2 separate regions of the Mus musculus genome follow, and region 1 is linked to region 2. Evidence: chromatin contacts called from ENCODE Hi-C or POLR2A ChIA-PET data. All regions are on one chromosome and are shown on one strand. Each heading gives the region's core, a stretch centred on a gene start or an enhancer-like site at or near the end of the contact. The rest is flanking DNA. Distances are from core to core; before and after follow the strand shown. Region 1 holds the start of Pam (peptidylglycine alpha-amidating monooxygenase). Region 2 overlaps Pam (peptidylglycine alpha-amidating monooxygenase).

Evidence for each region. Hi-C counts contacts between places; a loop is a spot of excess contacts on that map. ChIA-PET counts read pairs that join two places held with the same protein, here RNA polymerase II (POLR2A).
Region 1: a loop to region 2 is called in a map of heart, with 1.8 times the contacts of the local background. The contact joins the promoter of Pam here to the enhancer-like site in region 2. A Hi-C loop is called at or near these places in 1 of 37 maps with a recorded cell type or tissue (heart). POLR2A ChIA-PET finds 5 or more read pairs at or near these places in 1 of 5 experiments (embryonic stem cell).

Annotation. Positions count from the first base shown.
Region 1 is chr1:98,092,472-98,097,560 of GRCm38, forward strand. Pam (peptidylglycine alpha-amidating monooxygenase) reads right to left here and starts at 3,175. Exons shown (of 26, transcript NM_001357127.1): 1 at 3,014-3,175.
Region 2 is chr1:97,999,725-98,004,971 of GRCm38, forward strand. The region is part of intron 1 of Pam (peptidylglycine alpha-amidating monooxygenase); the gene reads right to left. Among named protein-coding and RNA genes, the nearest start is that of B230216N24Rik, 45 kb to the right of the region's middle. Within about 2 kb of position 3,344, at least 1 of the 3 ENCODE cell types and tissues checked has a DNase peak (open chromatin) inside an H3K27ac peak, as active enhancers do.

The DNA of each region.
Region 1 (5,089 bases), core at 1,925-4,424, 93 kb after region 2:
TATTCAAGTTTCCCCAAGTAGACTTGATTGCACATAAAGGCAAGAACACTTTATTCATAGCCTAACTGTTTGAGCTATTTTTATGTAGTTTTAACAATTAGCTCTTGCAGCCTAAAGGAGTTAAAGTGAAGAATCAAGAGTCTGATATTCATGGCCGTTTCATCAAACCACACAGTTTCCAAGGCAATGATAAGAATCTTTAATCTCACGTTATAAACGAGATAACGAACCTACTGAGCTATAAGTGCGGCTGTAAAGTTAACAGCACACTCCTCAGCCTGCCCTTCAGCCTGCCAGGCCTTATTGTGCAGGTCTAATCAATTCTCAAAAGTTCCACAGGAATGCATGTAGCTTATGAAACTCCACCCAGCCAGCAGGTAAATTAACTTTTCTTTGAACTAGGGAAAGAATTGGTGTCATCGCATTTTATAAAATACAACTTACTTGGAAAGAAAGAGCTCAAGTCAATCCTTCACCTTTTTAAAGTTCAAGAGCATTCAGAGTGATTATTATTTTATTATTATTATTATTATTATTATTATTTTAATTGTTGTTGTCGTGGCTAACAAACAAATAAACAAGTTTCATTTAACTTAAGTGAGACTTGCAAAGCCAATCCAGTGTTCATCAGACATTTGTGCCTGTGGTGTCCTGGATAACAAATGTCCCCATAGATTCAATATTTGAACCCAGTATTTGAACAATATTGCTACTGTCTGGGAAAATTACAAAATGTTTAGGTTAAGGGATTCTGTCTTCTATAAATTGCTTTTGATCATGGTGTTTTATCACAGCATCAGACAAGTATCTAATACAATATTAAAGTGTTACTCTATTGAAAACTGTATATTTGCAAGTGGGTAAGATGGCTCAGTGGGTAAAGGTACTTGTCACCAAGTGTGAAACCTGAGTGTGAGACCTTAAGCTGACATGGAGGAAGTAGTGAGCTAGCTACCACAATATGTTCTCTGATTTCCTATGTGTGCCTGTGCCTCCCCCTATAAATAAATTAATATAATAAAGTTATTTTAAGTTATGTTCATAAAAACAAAATTTTCCACTCTCTAGTTATTTTTCTAGGCATTATAATTTCCTTCCCAAGAGGAGGAGAAAAACATCAACGTGGTTACCCAGTTAATTGAAGTTTTGGATAAAATTATGGTAGCTTTTCAGTATTTGATTACCACATAATACAGTGTTTAAGTGAGGGTTCTCAACCTGTGGGTCGAGACCCCTTGAGGGTAAGCTCATTGGGAAAATATTGATATTCACATTATAATTCAAAACATTAGCAAAATCACAGTTATGAACTTATAAAGAAAAAATAATTCTATGGTTGGGGTCACCACAATGTGAGAAACTATATTAAAGGGTCCCGGCATTAGGACCACTGTCTTACTGGCTGCTTTTGCTCTAAAATAGTTATTTCCAAATGTGCGTCTATTTGATGAAACCTGGGCATTTGAGACATTAGTTTTAGAAAGTACATTCTTAGTGAACCTGGTATTTACTCCATTCTGTGAGGCAGCCTCACAAAATTATGACCTACAAGGGCTTATATACAGCTTTCTTGACACTTTCTACAAGCCACGTATTGCTGTTAGAATATGTTTGATGTCCATATAAAGATATAGGTGTCACTAAATTAGTTTAGAAAGCCCTTAAGGGCAAGAAATATATTCCATGTCTTGCTCTATAAAGCACCCAGCAGACTTGCATTGCATAATACAGGGACTCATGAAAATGTCTATTAAATTTAGGCTATAAGAATGACAGGCCTTAGCCATTTAATACAGAGTATAAAGCTGATTTTCTTGGCGGTTTTCCTTATAAGGTAGTTAGAAGACATTAAACGATGTCTCTTGTGTCTGTGATTATCAACTAAGTTTCTGAATTCACTTTACAAAGAAGAAGGTCCCCCCCCCCCCAAATTAATTTTACTTGTAGGATGGAAACAAGACTGTAGAGACAACAAAACATCTGAAGCAAAAGTTCTTGTCTCTAAGACTGGGGCCAGTAGGATCTTCATGGTAGTTGAATTTCTATAACCATGGGAACAGAGATCCATAGCTTAGACATAGGGTTTGCTGGATAAAGGACAGTTTCAGCTCTGTTAACCAGTTCCAGAAAATGCGGTGCTGTCCCTCTCAGACTTAAAGAGCTCCAGGCCAAATTCATCTTTAAGTCACCAAATCTCAGCTTTAGGACCAAACTCAGGTCAGGGACCCACTAGCACAGAGCTTCAGCCTAAGACTTTGGCTCAAAACCACCACACAGCCCTCTAAAATCGTCCCAGCAAGCTCTAAGCAGCCAACAGAACAACGCGTATTTGTCCAGGTCAACAAAGATTCTGATGGAAGAGAGTACCAAGGCCACACAGATGAGGTGACCCAACCAGATTTAGTGAATATAGGAAGTAGTGGGTACTGTCCATCCTGCCTGACAGAGCAATCACCCTTCCCTGGAGGATTACACACACTCTAAAGCTGGCAGAAAACCGCGGGGAGACAGCAGAGCTGGGCTGGCGATGAGGATGGGGAATTTCCATGCTTCCAGGCACTTGCCAGCACTTCAAGCGCCTCAGTCGGTATTCCACGTCCGTAGCTGTCAATCTGCGCGGCCCCTACTAACGCTCAAACTAGTCCTAAGGATCCACTCGGGGTCCCGCGGGGCTTCGCAACCGCCACTTAGAGTTGTCCAAAAGGGGGGCACAAAAAACCCAAGGCGAATGAACAAACGCGCCCAGAAAGGCGAGGGCGCAGTTAAAGTGCCACAGTGGGCACAGCACCGGTGAAGAACGCGGTGGTGCTGACAACCCCAGCACTTGGGAATGCCAGGAAGGCTCGGACGCCGGATGCCAGGACCCCGGCCGCGCCGGAGGAAACCCACCGGGTCCCTGCGCCAGGAAGCCAAGGGACCAGCAGCCCGCTCCCCGCCCCGCCTCTGCCCAACTTCCGCGCCCCGCCCCGCGCCCGACCCTCTCCCCGCCGCGCCCGGCGCCGGCCACACTAACCTGCGCGGCCGCAGGCTCTTCCCGGGACGGAAGCGGGAGCCCGCGGGCGGCGGGCGGAGTTAGTTGGAGGCTCCGGGTCCCAGGGCGGGGACAGGCTGAGCACGCGGCCGCGGCCGCTGCTGGCCTCCTTCCTTCCCGGGCCGCGCGCTGGGCTCCGGGACCGCCCGCTCCCTCCCCCGGGGCGGCTCCCGCCTCGGCTCCGCCTCCAGCCCTCAGAGCCCGGCTTTGGCTTCCCCGCTCCCGGGGAGCGCGCGGCGGGTGCTTGGAGTCCCGGGCGGGTCGGAGGGTGGCCACTGTCCCAAGGTCTCTGGGGAGCGTGGAGAAGGCCAGGGCCCGATAGTCTCTGGGACGCGGCGGAGTCCCGGGTCCTTTCTGGCCAGCCCCGCGCGGTGACCGCGCCAGCTGCGTGGAAAGAGGTAGAGGACGAGATCTGAGTTGGATAGGGGGCTGCTTCCCGAGGGGGTGAGGGACCTCCTTCCTCCTCAGCGCCCTTTGGGCTGGGGCTCTGCCAGGTGGTCTGCACCCGGAGAGAAGATGCTGGTTTCGAACCCTTAGCTGAGGTGTAATTCCATTCGAAGTCACCTCCTGCAGCCAGGTCCCTGAATTCGAACCACACACAGGTTGCATGCGGTTTCCTGGCCAGAACCCCAAGACCAGAGGTTTGCCTTTCCTGACTTCCCACCTCCACCTGCTGTCCCTTTCTGCTTCTGAGGAGCACTCAGCTTTGGCACACAAGACAACCAGACCAGTCCCATCCCGGCATCGCCCTAAAGCAAGAGAAATAGGACAGGATGAGTAAAAGCCAGAAGTGTTGTGTGGTAGAGGTTTGGTCACTGCGCGTTACTATCTGCACACCCCCCCCCCCACGCACACACACACACAATTGAAGAGCTTTTAATAGAAACAGGTATTTAAATCTCCCCTTGTGTAGTGACTTTTGGAGTATTCATGGTGCCCTTGCTGTGCAAAGTCCTCTGCTTCTTTCTCCAGAGTTCCACCATATCTTTTATTTAATCTTATTGTCGCAGCAGATCCCTGTGCTACTGTGGCTCTGCAACCAAGTGCTGGTCTTTTCAAGGAGCTCCTCTCTGCCTCCATCTATGAAGTTCTGTTTGGCAGGATTGGGGGATATTGGAAGAAGGTCACTGAAGATGTGGAAGAAGTCCCTGGAATGAGATGAAGAAAATGCAGTGGAAAGGGGGAGCTAGGGTGAAGGAGGCTATGCTCTCAAGCCACAGGGGAATTCCCAGAAAGAAAATCCATTTCTCCATAGGGAAACTACTTCAGTGACTATCACAGCTTATCAGGCAGCAGTGGTGAGCCAGAGATAAATCAGGTTGACCAGGCCAGTCTGAGCTTTTATTTCTCAACCCAAATTCCAGGGAAAGCCTTTGACCCTAGGTTCTCAGGTAGAGATAAGAAATTCTTTGTAGAAACTAAATGTCATAAAAAGACGTCAGAAACAGATTCAGTTTACTGATGAGGGCGACACACACTAGGGCTGATCTTTGGCATTGCTCCTAAGTCATTTCTTTACCCTGGTCTAAATGAAACAAGCTCTTAAAACCCTTTTTGAAGCAAGGTGTCATTGAGATAGCCACTCTTCTGTGCTCTCTGTATGCACATTCATAGATATATGTGCCTTCTCCAATACAAACAAATAAACAAATGGTTAATTTTTTGTGAGAGAAGAAAACTTGATTTAGTGTTCTCAGGCTGTAGTGGACTTTTTTTTTTTTTTAATACAATACCTTCTGATCCCAAGAAAATTTCTTGTTCACAGGTGTGTGTGTGTGTGTGTGTGTGTGTGTGTGTGTGTGTGTGTGTGTGTGTGAAAGAGAGAGAGAGAGAGAGAGAGAGAGAGAGAGAGAGAGAGAGAGAGATCGTTAAAATGTCTAACTATACTCTTGTCTCATACCCTCAAGCTCCTGGTGGACAGTTTAGGGTTTCAGAATGCAAACTCAGTTCTGGTGTCCTAGTTTGGTTTGGGTGTTCTGTTGCCGTGATAAAACACACACAATAGTCAACTTGGGAGGAAAGGGTTTGTTCAGCATACACTTTCAGGAAACTGTCCAT
Region 2 (5,247 bases), core at 2,094-4,593:
AGAATCCTCTTACTAGAAAAAACCTGTGAAGCTTGGGGTTAGGGAAATGGTTCAGTGGTAAGAGCACTTAGTTCCCTTGCAAAGGACCTGAACTGAGCTCCCAACATCCACATGACAGCTCACAACCATTCAGAACTCCAGTTGTAGGTGATCCAATGTTTGCCCTTTTCTGACCTTTAGGGTACCAGAAATGCACATAGAGCACATATATGTGAGCCAAGACCAGCCTGGTAAACACAGTGAGCATCAACCTCAAAAACCAAACCAAAAATGAACCAACCAAACAGACCATCCATATACACACAATAAATAAACATCATTTTCTAAAAAATCTGTGAAGTTTTAGAAACACATCATTTCTTTAGTTAAGATTCTCTGATGATAGTGCAAGATGTATTTCTTTCTTTCTTATGTATCTTTCTTTTTTATGTTTTGATTTAATGGAAGTGATTGGTTTGAGGCAGGTTTTTGCTATATAGCCCAGGCTGTCTACAACTTTATCATCCTCCTGCAGAGAGAATAAGGAGAGAGCACACGGAGGGACAGCTAACAAAAAGGTCTGTTTCATGGTTCACATGGAAACCTAATACAGTAGAAGTTTCTTAAAGTATATATAGCTATGAACGTATAAATGGAGTCCCCCCAGTAACAGGGGAGACAAAACTTCAACTAGACATTTCTCACCACTAAATGAAACCTGAAGTGTCAGGAATGGAATACATCTACTTGAATTGTTAGCCAAAGGGGCCCCATGGAAACCTCCAAACAAGTCAGGCGATTGCGAAGGATAGTGATTGCTCTCCAGAAATGGATGGCAAAGTTTTATTGCTGAAGACAACATTTTACATATCTCATTGAACATGGAAAAGTTGAGCCGGTGCCTAATGAGGATCTTTACCGCTACTGACTAATGTTCCCAGTCCTGGAAGGCAGTCTACATGGTACCAAAGGTGGAAGTTAATAACCAACACATGTACAAACCTTTCCATCTACAATAGTGACTTGCCTGCGTGACATGCTTGGGCAACAGTGGCACAAACATTTTGGGTGTAAATAAACACTATGTTGAATTTAAAGCCAACTCCATGAGATAAATTCCATGACAATGTTTGGATGGCCAAGAGCCTAAGACTAGATAGGCCATGGATCTAGGGAAACTTAAATATTATTGTTCTGCTAAAGGAGCGTAGGAGTAAAATTACTCCTAACAACAAAAATCACTGTCTTGCTCAGCCATCATAAGAGAGCTTCTTCCTATAGATGGGAACGAACACAGAGACCCACACTGGACAATGTATATAGTGGGAGGCCTCGGAACACTCAGTCCTAAATGAGATGTCATCATCAAATCTCTCCCCTCAGGACTCAGGAGACTGTGGAAGAGAAGACATAAAGACTGTGAGAACCAGAGGGGATGGTCTATACCAAATAAACAAGGCCATGCAGATACAAAAGAACTGGTGCATATATGAACTCATGGAGAATGTAGTAGTATGCATGGAACTTGCATGGATTCAAGCCAGATGTGCTCCCAGCACTGAGATGGAGAAACAGACAAGAACTTCCAATAGATGATTACTACTTGTAACTGAAAAATTAGTTTATCTAAGGGCATATCTCACTGAAGGGCATGCCCAACAGTAGATGGCCAATATAAAACATACTCAAAGATATTTTCGGAGAATTTTTTTTGTCTCATATTGCTTTGTGTGGGCTTTTATTTTTCTAAGGTTACTGCTGTTTTGCTTGTATGTTATGTTTTCTGATTTTGTGTTTTTATGGGTTTTGTGTATATGGACATGTGTGTGTCTATATGTGTATACATTTTACATACTCTTTTTTCTTTTTCTGTTTGTTTTGTTTTTGTTTATCTTTTCTATGTGCCTGTTTGTTTTCTTAAGAGGGAGAGAAAGAAAAGAGAAAAGGCCTGGAGTTGGAGGTATGGGAAGGTGGGGAAATCTGGAAGGAGATAGGGAGGGCAGACTGTGATCAGAAAGTAATGAATGGGAAACAGTTTGTTTTCTACTAACAAAACAATTTCAACATCAATAAAACATAGTGAAGGTGGTATAACTCAAACCTGTCCTTCATCTGCCCATGCCTTTAACACATATACATTTTATATATATATGTAGTCCAGTAAAATGTGTTGTTTTTCTATGGTCAATGACTACAAATTCAACTACCACAAAGATTGTTAAAATGTGTGCCCTGCTTAACAAGAGGGATTTAATGGGGAGATGCAGACATAGTTTCAGGTACTGATTGTCATTCACCAACTTACTCATAGTGAATAAATAACCAACGAACTCTGCATAAACTGGGCAAACACTAAAGTATCTCACAGAAGTACTGAGACTCCTTTTTAGCTATACTCTATAACCTTGATTCTGTGACTTCAGAAAGATAGTTGAAGCCCTAGTGACTCCATACTTATTGTAGTCATAAGATGTAAGTTAGACAGGAAGGTTGGCGGGGCTCTTATTGCTCCATGAAAACAGCTAGCTCATCCTGAGCATGGAGTAACTGTGGTGTGCTGCTGCTGCTGTTGCTGCTGCTGTTGCTGCTGCTGCTGCTGTTGCTGCTGCTGCTGCTGCTGCTGCTGCTGCTGCTGCTGCTGCTGCTCCCACTGCTCCTGCTGCCAGCCTCACCCATACACCTCTGTCACCCGGAAAAAGGACTGACAGCAGGTACTCCACCACACGTGGAATTCATGAGTGAACGGATGGGTACTTTCCCCCTTTATAACAGACCCACATGCATTTATATGGCTCAGTTGATAAAGATAACACAAATAAGGATGTGGGACATATATCAGGGTAATTGACTAATGAATGGAAAAGTCAAGTTGTGTAAGATATCCCTTATGGAAGACCAGAAGAAAGAGTTGTCCTCTTTAACCTCAAGTAGAAGCTCTACTGCCACTGGTCTATTCAAGGAAATCATTTATACTTTCTTTAAAGGGCTAGTCAATTTCTCCCACAGTGTGTTACGAGATGGGGCTCTACCACTTACATAGTACACATCATATTCCAAGCATCATGTAGGGACTTTTTCAGGGATATCGTCATTCATACTATCTAATTTTACTTTTTTTTTTAACATTTCCCACATTGTGAATGAAGAAAATGAGAATGAAATCTTTCATCATTATTTCCCAAATTTGCCCAAAGATAAGTATAAACTGAGCAGCTGGTTAAAATAGCACTCGGCCCTGCTCCAAGTCTTTTGACTCAGAATGTTCAGGCAAGGAGCCCAGATCTGTCTGACTCTAAATATTAACCCTTTAGATAGGGGCTGCAGGCTACTCCTCTCTTCTCTGGGATGCACATACTAGGCCATGACAATGTCTCACCATCCTTCTCTAATGCATCAGTTTTGTAGGCGAACTCATAAGAGTGCCAAACATAGCCACAGAAGGAATATTACAGCATTAGATCTTGTGGGGGAGGTGAAGTGCTACTAAATTCCGTGACTTCTGGTGAGAGGATTACAGAAAGGCAAGAGAAAAGGAAGGCAATTCAGTTACAGTTTTTTTTCCCTTTAGGCATATGCCCTCCTTCTGACACCCACAGAGGAAAATCAATCCATATTTTCTGCAAATCTCAGCACGAAGCAAGAGGCTTTTCAAGAAGCTCTTGCAGGCTATTTGGAACAGCGTCCTCCAAACCCAGTATTTCTCAAAGGTAACATTCAATAAAATTTTCACAATGCTCTTCTTCATTGTGTATGTAGAACTGGTATTTTATAGGATAAAATCTCCATAGAGAATATCACTGAAAAATGTTGGGGATGTATTAAATCTTCAAAGAGAAAGATGTCACAATTTTCTGACTGTATCAGTTTTAACTGAGTCTCTTTAGAATATTCCACTTACAAAAGTTTTCCTAGAAAAATGTCCCCTTTTTATCTAAAGCATTCTCACTGGCATGCTCTTCAGAAGGTGCAGGAGAGCTGACAGACACTCATATAAATATAATTCTATAATATTTAGCTCATCCAAGTAGATAATTTTTTTAGATCAGATATGATAAAATTGTTTTATTTTAAATTTATTGCAGTCTGACCTGTAACGAGTAATAATTATGCCAACTAAACAAGGAGTAAAACTCCATTGAGCTCATGTGTCTAAAAACCAGAAATTTTTCTTGATATGGAAACCTTCATGACAAATAAGCCCAGAATTTATAGAATAATGTCTTCAGATAAAGCAAGATATCACTTCTTAAATCTGAATAATGTAGATCCTCTTATGAAGAACAAACCAGAGTGTGTTCTTTAGGACCTCAATAAAAATCTTAGAAAAAAGACCAAAGACATTACACATCTGAGTCGTGGAACTAATCTCGAGGGTTTAGTCTTAGAAAGTATGATCATGGTAAACTCAGATCCCTGCCCTAACTGAATCACTTGAATCAACTGGTCATATACATACCTGAGAATCTGAGCAACCAATAGAAGTTGTCAGTTGATGTAAAAAGTTTCATTTAACTGCCAAATTGCTAAGGGAGAAGACAAGCAAAAGCATCAGCAACTCATTGACAAGGCAGTCCAGGGACCAGAACACCCTCCTGCCAATCAAAGCAGATAAGTAGGTGGGGCAAAAGAAGAGAGCTAGAAGACAGACAACAATGAGATGTGAGCAGCCTTGGCTCTTAACTGTTCTCCATCGCTAAACTAACTCTCTCTTTTTTTTTGTTTGTTTGTTTGTTTTTGTTTTGTTTTGTTTTTTTGTCATTCTAGTTAAAGGAGAGTGCCTCACTGTGTAGCCCAGACTGTCCTGGAATTCACTACTTTGCCCAGACGGACTTTGATGTTACAGTGTTCTTCTAAGTGCTAGGGTCCCATACAAGTGCCACCATGCATGAATCCTTCAAAGGCCTTGTTACTATTTGCATGACCCACACAGTGTGGTCTGGCTTGTTCTTTCGTGCATTTAAATACTTGTAATTACAGGTATATACTTCTAGAATTGGGCTGGGGTCAGGATTGGAAGCAAGATGGCAGTGAGAAAGTGAGCTTACTGAGAGCAGCTGGGTGTACCAGTATTGTTCCCAGCCTGGCAAACTATTCCAAGGAAAGAGGACAAAGGAAAGCAGCATTAGCTCAGCTCCAGTAACGGATAGCAGCACAAACGCCCCGACGCAAGGCTTGCAATATGGCCAGTGGTTGTCTCTCCTCTTCCACATTTTGGTTCTGACGATTTAAAGAAGCTATCACAGCAAAAGAAATTGATGAGTCAAGAGC